Linked DNA regions of Homo sapiens: region 1 is linked to region 2. Evidence: read pairs that join two places in POLR2A ChIA-PET (ENCODE). Cell type or tissue: GM12878. All regions are shown on one strand. Each heading gives the region's core, and the rest is flanking DNA. Links, peaks and the distances in the headings are about the cores only. Region 1 overlaps POM121C (POM121 transmembrane nucleoporin C). Region 2 overlaps HIP1 (huntingtin interacting protein 1).

The links. Peaks named below come from ENCODE experiments on the same cell type or tissue, not always from the same donor. Only the 100,000 strongest peaks of a DNase experiment are listed, where the experiment ranks them.
Region 1: POLR2A ChIA-PET joins it to region 2 with 7 read pairs; 3 of 35 experiments call an interaction of 5 or more read pairs at or near these places.

What each region holds. Positions count from the first base shown.
Region 1 is chr7:75,464,167-75,469,540 of GRCh38, reverse strand. All of the region lies in intron 3 of POM121C (POM121 transmembrane nucleoporin C), which reads left to right. Among named protein-coding and RNA genes, the nearest start is that of POM121C, 19 kb to the left of the region's middle. In GM12878, for the core only: no CTCF peak of the experiment used is centred there; no DNase peak of the experiment used is centred there.
Region 2 is chr7:75,532,701-75,538,007 of GRCh38, reverse strand. HIP1 (huntingtin interacting protein 1) reads left to right here. Exons shown (of 31, transcript NM_005338.7): 31 at 1-4,710. Among named protein-coding and RNA genes, the nearest start is that of SPDYE5, 43 kb to the right of the region's middle. RefSeq lists an enhancer at 2,548-2,797. In GM12878, for the core only: no CTCF peak of the experiment used is centred there; a DNase peak (open chromatin) is centred at 2,868; H3K27ac peaks cover 754 bases.

The sequences.
Region 1 (5,374 bases), core at 91-5,090, 69 kb after region 2:
AACAGTTCATAGGAGAACTCTGGTCAAAACAGGGGTCCTGGTTATAAGGCAGCACTCCAGGCAAAACAAGCCAGAGGTATGGATGAGAGAGGCAGCTGCAGATAGAAGTGGTCACATGCAGGATGTATTTTGAAAGTAGACCTGGCCAGGTGTGGTGGCTCAGGCCTGTAATCTGAGCACTTTGGGAGGCCAAGGCAGGAGGATCACTTGAGCCCAGGAGATCAAGGCTAGCCTGGGAAACATAGCAAGACCCTGTCTCTAAAAAAATAAAAAATTAGCTGGGTTTGGTAGTGCATGCCTGTAGTCCCAGGGACTTGGGAGGCTGAGGTGAGAGAATCGCTTTAGCCTGGGAAGTCATGGCTGCAGTGAGCTGTGATCACGCCACTGCACTCCAGCCTGGGCAACAGAGCAAGACCCTGTCTAGGAAAAAAAAAAAAAAGAAAGTAGACCCAAAAGATTTGCAGATGCTTTGCATGCAGTGTGTAAGAGAAAGAGAGGAGTCAAGGATGACTCCAGGATTTTTGTTACGTGAACTTTAAGAATGGAGTTGTTATTTATTGAGTTGGCAAAGACTGCGGGAGAAACCAGTTTGGTGGGAGAGTGCGAAATTGGGAATTTGGTCTTGCACGTGTTAGGTTTATTTTTTTCTTTGAAAACAATTTTTAATGTTTTAAAAATAAATAGACAGATGGGGTCTCACTAAGTTGCCCAGGCTGGTCTCAAACTCCTGGGCTCAAGCGATCCTCCCGTCTTGACCTCCCAAAGTGTTGGGATTATAGGCATGACCCACTGCACCTGGCTTTGCACATGTTAAGTTTGAGGTGTTAGTTAGATATCCAAATGGAAACATCAAGTAGGCAGTTGCATATGTTGGTTTTGAGTTTAGGGATGAGATTGAGATGAAGATAAAAATGCTGGAGTCAGTCAGGCGTGTTGGCTCACGCCTGTAATCCCAACACTTTGGGAGGCCAAGGTGGGTGGATCACCTGAGGTTGGGAGTGTGAGCCCAGCCTGGCCAACATGGCGAAATCCTGTCTCTACTAAAAATACAAAAAATTAGCCAGGTGTGGTGGTGGGCGCATGTAATCCCAGGTACTCAGGAGGCTGAGGCAGGAGAATCACTTGAACCTGGGAGGTAGAGGTTGCAGTGAGCCGAGATTGCACCACTGCACTCCAGCCTGGGCGACAGAGTGAGACTGTCTCAAAAAAAAAAAAAAAAAAAAAAAAGCTGGAGTCTTCAATGTGGAAACAGAATTTGGACTTAAGAAACGGGATGAGATACCTGGGAAGGCGTTGTATAGTTTGTCTCCGACTGGAGCGGGTGAGTTCTTTGAGAGGAGAGGCTCAGTTTTATTTTGTGTTTCTGCGTTTCTTTTTCTTTTCTTTTCTTTTTTTTTTTTTTTTTTTTTTTTTTAGACAGAGTCTCTGTTGCCCAGGTTGGGGTGCAGTTGTGCCATCTCAGCTCACTGCAACTTCTGCCTCCTCAGTTCAAGCAATTCTCCGGCCTCAGCCCCTGAGTAGCTGGGGATTATAGGCACCCACCACTACACCTGGCTAATTTTTTTGTATTTTTAGTAGTGATGGGGTTTCATCATGTTGGTCAGGCTGGTCTCAAACTCCTGACCCCAGGTGATCTGCCCACCTTGGCCTCCCAAAGTGCTGGGATTACAGGCATGAGCCACAGTGCCCGGCCTATTTTGTGTGTTTCTGATACCCCCTAGCACAGTTCCTCACACATAGGTAGGTGCTCAATGAGTGCTTATTACACTGAGCAGGGACTTTGTGATGCAAATGACTGTATCCCCAATACCTAGCACAGAGTGGTACCCAGCAAATATTTGACAAATAAATGTGTATTTGAATAAAGTGGAAAAATGTTAACTGCCATGGGAAATGTCAGAGACGGGTATTCCAGATTATGATTTCTCTCAAGAGCATTCACCCGGTCACCATCACAGGATTTATTCCGCCTGCTTTATATTACATTTTTTTTTTTTTTTTTTTTTTTTGAGACAGAATCTCGCTCTGTCGCCCAGGCTGGAGTGCAGTGGCGCATTCTCGGCTCACTGCAAGCTCCGCCTCCAGGGTTCACACCATTCTCCTGCCTCAGCCTCCCAAGTAGCTGGGACTACAGGCATGTGCCACCACACCCGGCTAATTTTTTTGTATTTTTAGTAGTGATGGGGTTTCACTGTGTTAGCCAGGATGGTCTCAATCTCCTGACCTCGTGATCCACCCACCTCAGCCTCCCAAAGTGCTGGGATTACAGGCGTGAGCCACCACGCCCGGTGCTTTACATTAAATTTAAACATACTTGAGCACCAGATTTTTTGATTTTCTCTACAGTCGTCATATGAGTGAAGGTGGTAATATGGGACACTGCATTTTCTAAAACTGGCCAAGCAAGAGAACCATCTGTTGAGCTTTTGGCATTTTCAGAATATTAGGCATCACTCCAAAACCTACTGAATCAGAATCTCAGGGGTTGTGCCCTGGAGAATTATTTTTTAAAAGCTCACTAGGTGCTTCTGATTTAGCTCGTTCTCTGATGGCATTTGGATAATCAGTCCTAAGGCCCCAGGCCCTGCTCTGTCATTGACTGTCATTTTGAGTGAGTCATTTGATCTCTGGGTCTTTTTCCCACTTATAAAAAATGAGGGTGAGAGCTGGGTGCCTAGATTTGTTTGTAATATTTAATCTCATTTTGATGCATGCAGGGTCTGTGCTAATAGCCTCCCTTTTATTCCTGATGCTGGTCATTTGCATCCTCTCTCTTTGCTTTTTTTTTTTCTTTGATTAGTCTGGCTAGGGATTTCTTATTTTTAATTGATCTTTTCGAAGAGCCAACATTTGGTTTAATTGATTTTTTAAATGTTTCTATTTTAACTTCACTGATTTCTACTCTTACATTTTTTTTTTTTTAATTTTTATTTTTTGAGATGGAGTCTTGCTCTGTCACCCAGGCTGGAGTGCAGTGGCACAATCTTGGCTCACTGCAACCTCCACCTCCTGGGTTCAAGCGATTCTCCTACCTCAGCTTGGGAGTAACTAGGATTATAGGCACATGCAATCACGCCTGGCTAATTTTTGTATTTTTAGTAGAGATGGAGGTTTACCATGTTGGCCAGGCTGGTGTTGAACTCCTGGCCTTAAGAGATCTGCCCACCTCAGCCTCCCAAAGTGTTGGGACTAGAGGTGTGAGCCACCCCTCCCAGCCTGCTCTTATATTAATTCTATTTCCTTCTTTCTGCTTGTTTTGTGGTTATTTTGCTCTTCTTTTTCTAGTTTCTTAAAATGGAAGCTCAGATTCTTAAGATTTTTTTTTTTTTATTGCTTCTTCTCTAAGCATTTAGGGCTATGAATTTACCTAAAGTTTACTTTGGCTGCATCTCACAGGATTTGACGTTTTTTTTTTAAGAGATGGCATCTCCCTTTGTTGCCCAGGTCAGACTGCAGTGGTGCAATCACAGCTCATTGAAGCCTCAAACTCCTGGGCTCCAGGAATCCTCCCACCACAGTCTCTCAAATACTTGGGACTACAGGTATGCACCACCATGCCCAGCTGACAGGTTTTTATATGTTTTATTTTTTTTAATTGAGGCGAAAGTCACACACCTTTTTTTTTTTTTTTTTTTTTTTTTTTTTGAGACAGGGTGTCACTCTGTTGCCTGTGCTGGAGTGCAGTGGTGTGAGTATAGCTCTCTGCAGCCTTGAATTCCTGGGCTCAAGCAATCCTCCCACCTCATCCTGAGTAGCTAGGACTCAGGCTAATTTTTTTTTTTTTTTTTGAGATGGAGTCTTGCTCTGTGGCCCAGGCTGGAGTGCAGTGGCACAATCTTGGCTCACTGCAACCTCCACCTCCCAGGTACAAGCGACTCTCCTGCCTCAGCCTCCAGAGTAGCTGGGATTACAAGTGCCTGCCACCATGCCCGGCTAATTTTTGTCTTTTCAGTAGAGACGGGGTTTCACCATCTTGGCCAGGCTGGTCTCGAACTCCTGACCGCATGATCCACCCGCCTCAGCCTCCCAAAGTGCTGGGATTACAGGTGTGAGCCACTGTGCCAGGCCGGACTCAGGCTACTTTTTTATTTTTTTTTTTGTAGAGATGGGATCTCACTGTGTTGCCAGACTGGTCTTGAACTCCAGGTCTCAAGCGATCCTCCTACCTCAGCCTCCCAAGGTGCTGGGATTATAGGCATGAGCCACCACACCCAGTCCACATACCATTTTAAAGTGTTACAATTCAGGCTGGGCACGGTGGCTCACGCTTATAATCCCAGCACTTTGGGAGGCCAAGGCGAGCAGATCACCTGAGGTCAGGAGTTCAAGACCAGTCTGGCCAACATGGTGAAACCCCAATCTCTACTAAAAATACAAAAATAGCCGGGCATGGTGGCGCATGCCTGTAATCCCAGCTACTTGGGAGGCTGAGGCAGGAGAATTGCTTGAACCCGGTAGGCAGAGGTTTCAATGAGCTGAGATCACGCCATTGCACCCCAGCTTAGACAACAAGAGTGAAACTCCATCCAAAAAAAAAAAAAAGAACTGTAGACAGGATAGTTTCATCTACCTGTCTTCATGTGTTCAATGACTCTCTCTTCCATCTGCTCTAATGAATTCGAAATAGTCTGGTGAATTTTTCATTTCCATTTCTATACTTTTTTTTTTTTTTTTTTTTTTTTTTGAGATGGAGTTTCGTTCTTGTCACCCAGACTGGAGTGCAATGGTGCGATCTTGGCTCACTGCAACCTCTGTCTCCTGGGTTCAAGCAATTCTCCTGTCTCAGCCTCTCGAGTAGCTGGGATTACAGGTGCCCGCCACCATGCCTGGCTAATTTTTGTATACTTTTCAGCTTCAGACTTTGATTCCTTTCAATAATTTCTATTTTTTTCCTTTCTTTTTTTCTCTAAGCTTTAGTTTGTCTATAATAAATTCTTTTATTGAGACAGGGTCTCACTCTGTCACCCAGGCTGGAGTGCAGTGGTGCAATCTTGGCTCACTGCAGCCTTGACTTCTCATGCTCAGGCAATTCTCCCACCTCAGCCTCCCAAGTGGCTGGGACTACAGGCGCATGCCACCACACTTGGCTGATTGTTTGCATTTTTTGTAGAGAGGGGGTTTCGCCATGTTGCTGAGGCTGGTCTTCAAATCCTGGCCCCAGGTGATCTGCCCGCCTCAGCCTCCCAAAGTGCTGGAATTACAGGCATGAGCCACTGCCCCTCACCTGTCTATAATATTTTCTATTTCTTTATTGATGTTCTGCATTTGTTGAGACATTGTTCTCCTTGTATCCTTTAACTCTTTATTCATCGTTTCTTTTAGCTTTTTGAGCAGATTTCAGACAGCTGATTTAAAGTCTTTGTCTAGTACTTTC
Region 2 (5,307 bases), core at 1-5,000:
GCGACACCCTTTCTGTTTGGACCCATGGTCATCTCTGTTCTTTTCCCGCCTCCCTAGTTAGCATCCAGGCTGGCCAGTGCTGCCCATGAGCAAGCCTAGGTACGAAGAGGGGTGGTGGGGGGCAGGGCCACTCAACAGAGAGGACCAACATCCAGTCCTGCTGACTATTTGACCCCCACAACAATGGGTATCCTTAATAGAGGAGCTGCTTGTTGTTTGTTGACAGCTTGGAAAGGGAAGATCTTATGCCTTTTCTTTTCTGTTTTCTTCTCAGTCTTTTCAGTTTCATCATTTGCACAAACTTGTGAGCATCAGAGGGCTGATGGATTCCAAACCAGGACACTACCCTGAGATCTGCACAGTCAGAAGGACGGCAGGAGTGTCCTGGCTGTGAATGCCAAAGCCATTCTCCCCCTCTTTGGGCAGTGCCATGGATTTCCACTGCTTCTTATGGTGGTTGGTTGGGTTTTTTGGTTTTGTTTTTTTTTTTAAGTTTCACTCACATAGCCAACTCTCCCAAAGGGCACACCCCTGGGGCTGAGTCTCCAGGGCCCCCCAACTGTGGTAGCTCCAGCGATGGTGCTGCCCAGGCCTCTCGGTGCTCCATCTCCGCCTCCACACTGACCAAGTGCTGGCCCACCCAGTCCATGCTCCAGGGTCAGGCGGAGCTGCTGAGTGACAGCTTTCCTCAAAAAGCAGAAGGAGAGTGAGTGCCTTTCCCTCCTAAAGCTGAATCCCGGCGGAAAGCCTCTGTCCGCCTTTACAAGGGAGAAGACAACAGAAAGAGGGACAAGAGGGTTCACACAGCCCAGTTCCCGTGACGAGGCTCAAAAACTTGATCACATGCTTGAATGGAGCTGGTGAGATCAACAACACTACTTCCCTGCCGGAATGAACTGTCCGTGAATGGTCTCTGTCAAGCGGGCCGTCTCCCTTGGCCCAGAGACGGAGTGTGGGAGTGATTCCCAACTCCTTTCTGCAGACGTCTGCCTTGGCATCCTCTTGAATAGGAAGATCGTTCCACCTTCTACGCAATTGACAAACCCGGAAGATCAGATGCAATTGCTCCCATCAGGGAAGAACCCTATACTTGGTTTGCTACCCTTAGTATTTATTACTAACCTCCCTTAAGCAGCAACAGCCTACAAAGAGATGCTTGGAGCAATCAGAACTTCAGGTGTGACTCTAGCAAGGCTCATCTTTCTGCCCGGCTACATCAGCCTTCAAGAATCAGAAGAAAGGCCAAGGTGCTGGACTGTTACTGACTTGGATCCCAAAGCAAGGAGATCATTTGGAGCTCTTGGGTCAGAGAAAATGAGAAAGGACAGAGCCAGCGGCTCCAACTCCTTTCAGCCACATGCCCCAGGCTCTCGCTGCCCTGTGGACAGGATGAGGACAGAGGGCACATGAACAGCTTGCCAGGGATGGGCAGCCCAACAGCACTTTTCCTCTTCTAGATGGACCCCAGCATTTAAGTGACCTTCTGATCTTGGAAAAACAGCGTCTTCCTTCTTTATCTATAGCAACTCATTGGTGGTAGCCATCAAGCACTTCCCAGGATCTGCTCCAACAGAATATTGCTAGGTTTTGCTACATGACGGGTTGTGAGACTTCTGTTTGATCACTGTGAACCAACCCCCATCTCCCTAGCCCACCCCCCTCCCCAACTCCCTCTCTGTGCATTTTCTAAGTGGGACATTCAAAAAACTCTCTCCCAGGACCTCGGATGACCATACTCAGACGTGTGACCTCCATACTGGGCTAAGGAAGTATCAGCACTAGAAATTGGGCAGTCTTAATGTTGAATGCTGCTTTCTGCTTAGTATTTTTTTGATTCAAGGCTCAGAAGGAATGGTGCGTGGCTTCCCTGTCCCAGTTGTGGCAACTAAACCAATCGGTGTGTTCTTGATGCGGGTCAACATTTCCAAAAGTGGCTAGTCCTCACTTCTAGATCTCAGCCATTCTAACTCATATGTTCCCAATTACCAAGGGGTGGCCGGGCACAGTGGCTCACGCCTGTAATCCCAGCACTTTGAGAGGCTGAGGTGGTAGGATCACCTGAGGTCAGGAGTTCAAGACCAGCCTGTCCAACATGGTGAAACCCCCATCTCTACTAAAAATACCAAAAATTAGCCGAGCGTAGTGACGGGTGCCCGTAATCCCAGCTACTCAGGAGGCTGAGACAGGAGAATCACCTGAACCCCAGAGGCAGAGGTTGCAGTGAGCTGAGATCACGCCATTGTACTCCAGCCTGGGCAACAAGAGCAAAACTCCGTCTCAAAAAAAAAAAAAAATTACAAATGGGGCAAACAGTCTAGTGTAATGGATCAAATTAAGATTCTCTGCCCAGCCGGGCACAGTGGCGCATGCCTGTAATCCCAGAACTTTGGGAGGCCAAGACGGGATGATTGCTTGAGCTCAGGAGTTTGAGACCAGGCTGGGCATCATAGCAAGACCTCATCTCTACTAAAATTCAAAAACAAAATTAGCCGGGCATGATGGTGCATGCCTGTAGTCTCAGCTAGTTGGGGAGCTAAGGTGGGAGAATTGCTTGAGCTTGGGAAGTCGAGGCTGCAGTCAGCCCTGATTGTGCCAGTGCACTCCGGCCTGGGTGACAGAGTGAGACCCTGTCTCAAAAAAAAAAAGATTCTGTGTCAGAGCCCAGCCCAGGAGTTTGAGGCTGCAATGAGCCATGATTTCCCACTGCACTCCAGCCTGAGTGACAGAGCGAGACTCCATCTCTTTAAAAACAAACAAAAAATTATCTGAATGATCCTGTCTCTAAAAAGAAGCCACAGAAATGTTTAAAAACTTCATCGACTTAGCCTGAGTCATAACGGTTAAGAAAGCACTTAAACAGAAGCAGAGGCTAATTCAGTGTCACATGAGGAAGTAGCTGTCAGATGTCACATAATTACTTTCGTAATAGCTCAGATTAGAATGGCTACCCCATTCTCTAGACAAAATCAAATTGTCCTATTGTGACTCTTCTAAAAATGAAGATGAAGAGCTATTTAATGACACACCTTGGATTAAAACGGGAATCACATCTTAAAGCTAAAAATGAACCTGCAAGCCTTCTAAATGAGTCACTGAGCATCACTAGTGACAAGTCTCGGGTGAGCGTAAATGGGTCATGACAAGATGGGACAGCAACAAAATCATGGCTTAGGATCGACAAGAAGTTAAAAAACAGCTGCATCTGTTACTTAAGTTTGTAAGACAGTGCCCTGAGACCTCTAGAGAAAAGATGTTTGTTTACATAAGAGAAAGAGGCCAGACATGGTGTCTCACACGTTTAATCCCAGCACTTTGGGAGGCAGGGGCGGGTGGATCACCTGAGGTCAGGAGTTCAAGACTAGCCTGGCCAACATGGTGAAACCCCGTCTCTACTAAAAATACAAAAATTAGCCGGGCATGGTGGCAGGCGCCTATAATCCCAGCTACTGGGGAGGCTGAGGCAGGAGAATCACTTGAACCCGGGGGACAGAGGTTGTAGTGAGCCAAGATCGCACCACTGCACTCCAGCCTGGGTCACAGAGTGAGACTCCATCTCAAAAAAAAAAAAGAGAGAGAGAGAGAAAGAAATAGAAGAGAAGAGCCATCTTGGCAGGGTTATTTTATATCTGAGCAAGGAGTTTAAATGAGACTAGTTTAGATTGTCTGCTGATGCAGCCGTCCATAGCAGTACCCCTAAAATCCCACCAGAATACGGGTCCCTCTAACCCAGTGGCTGGAAGAACCACTGTCTAGAGCAACTTTTCTTGGAACTGTCCCAGCTACCAAGTCAGACACCAAGGTTTATGCCACCAGGTAACACGGGAATCACAGGTACATGTCGCTCCGGTCAGATTAGTTGGCTTTGGCCCCTCGACCCTGTGCAGGAGCTAGTTCTCAGCTTGCAGCTGGAAGTTCCCTCTTAGCTCCTTAGTCTAGAGGGGTCTCCTGGCTCCATTTGACCCTGGTCTTTAATAACCGGTCAGCATCTTGCTACCTTCTACCACCTTTCCAAATCTCTGGAAATCCTGCCAGGGAAAGCCTCCAGTTCCAACATTGGCTTTCCAAGCAAACTGGCTTTGCCCTCTCTCTGCCATCCTTGTCCTCCAGAGACTGCACCACCTGTAGCATAGAAAACCACCACCACGGACCTGCCAGCCATCGGCGCAGCAAACCAGCCAGCTGTTTGCTGCCAAATTCCTTCCTCTCCCAGGTCCAGACCAAATACAAGATCAGCACCACACCGTGGTGTTGTCAGGAGCCAAAGCAACAGGAAACAATTCAATGCTGTTGGGTTCGATTCTGAGAGTAGATTTTTCCAGACATGTCTTTCAGGTGACCCTCAACTACCTCAGGTTTGAAGGCCCTAAATGAAACTGATTACCACTCATAGGGACAAACCGAGGGGGTTCGGTTACATCTTGGTGATAATGCAGTTGTCTCAAACTTATAACAGACTCTTTCACATTTCAGTTTGCAGGGATAGGGTTGGGTTTGTTTTTCTTCTGTTTTTAACCTTTCCCCTGGGTTTCCATTAGGGTAGTTCCTTGAAATGAATTTCATTTTTCACTGAGTGCCTACCTTCCCAGGGCAGGTGGCCACTGGCTTCTGTTTCCCTCCAACAATACTTTTATTATGGTATTAAGACCTTTCTTTGTATAATACATTGCATCTGTGTTTTCAATTTTTCAAATAAATATTTCCGCCTGGCAATGGAGCGTGGTGGTGATTGACCAGCCAGCGTGGCTCTGAGGTATAGGCTCCAGTGAGAAGCCTGCATTTGTATCCTGGGGTTCATGGAATCCACTTAGCCCCACACCTCTGGGAATATATCTTAGAAATATTAGTTTTGAGCCGGGTGTGGTGGCTCACACCAGTAATCCCAGCTCTTAGGGAGGCAGAGGCAGGAGGATAGCTTGAGCCCAGGAGTTAAGAGACCTGCCTGGAAAATATAGTGAGAAGCTGTTCTCCACAAAAAGGAAAAAAAAAAAAGAAATATTAGTTTGATATTGGGCATGGTGGCTCATGCCTGTAATCCCAGCAATTTGGGAGGCTGCAGTGGGAGGATCACTTGAGTGCAGGAGTTTGAGAGCAACCTGGGCAACACAGCAAGACCCCGTCTACAACAAAATTAACTGGGAATGGTAGCATATGCCTGTAGTCCCAGCTACTTGGGAGGCTGAGTCAGGAGGCTCAGTTCAGCCCAGGAGGTTGAGGCTGCAGTGATCACGCCATTGCACTCCACCCTGGGCAACAGAGCAAGACCCTGTCTCTTGAAAAAAAAAAAAAGACATTTGTTTGCACTTCTTA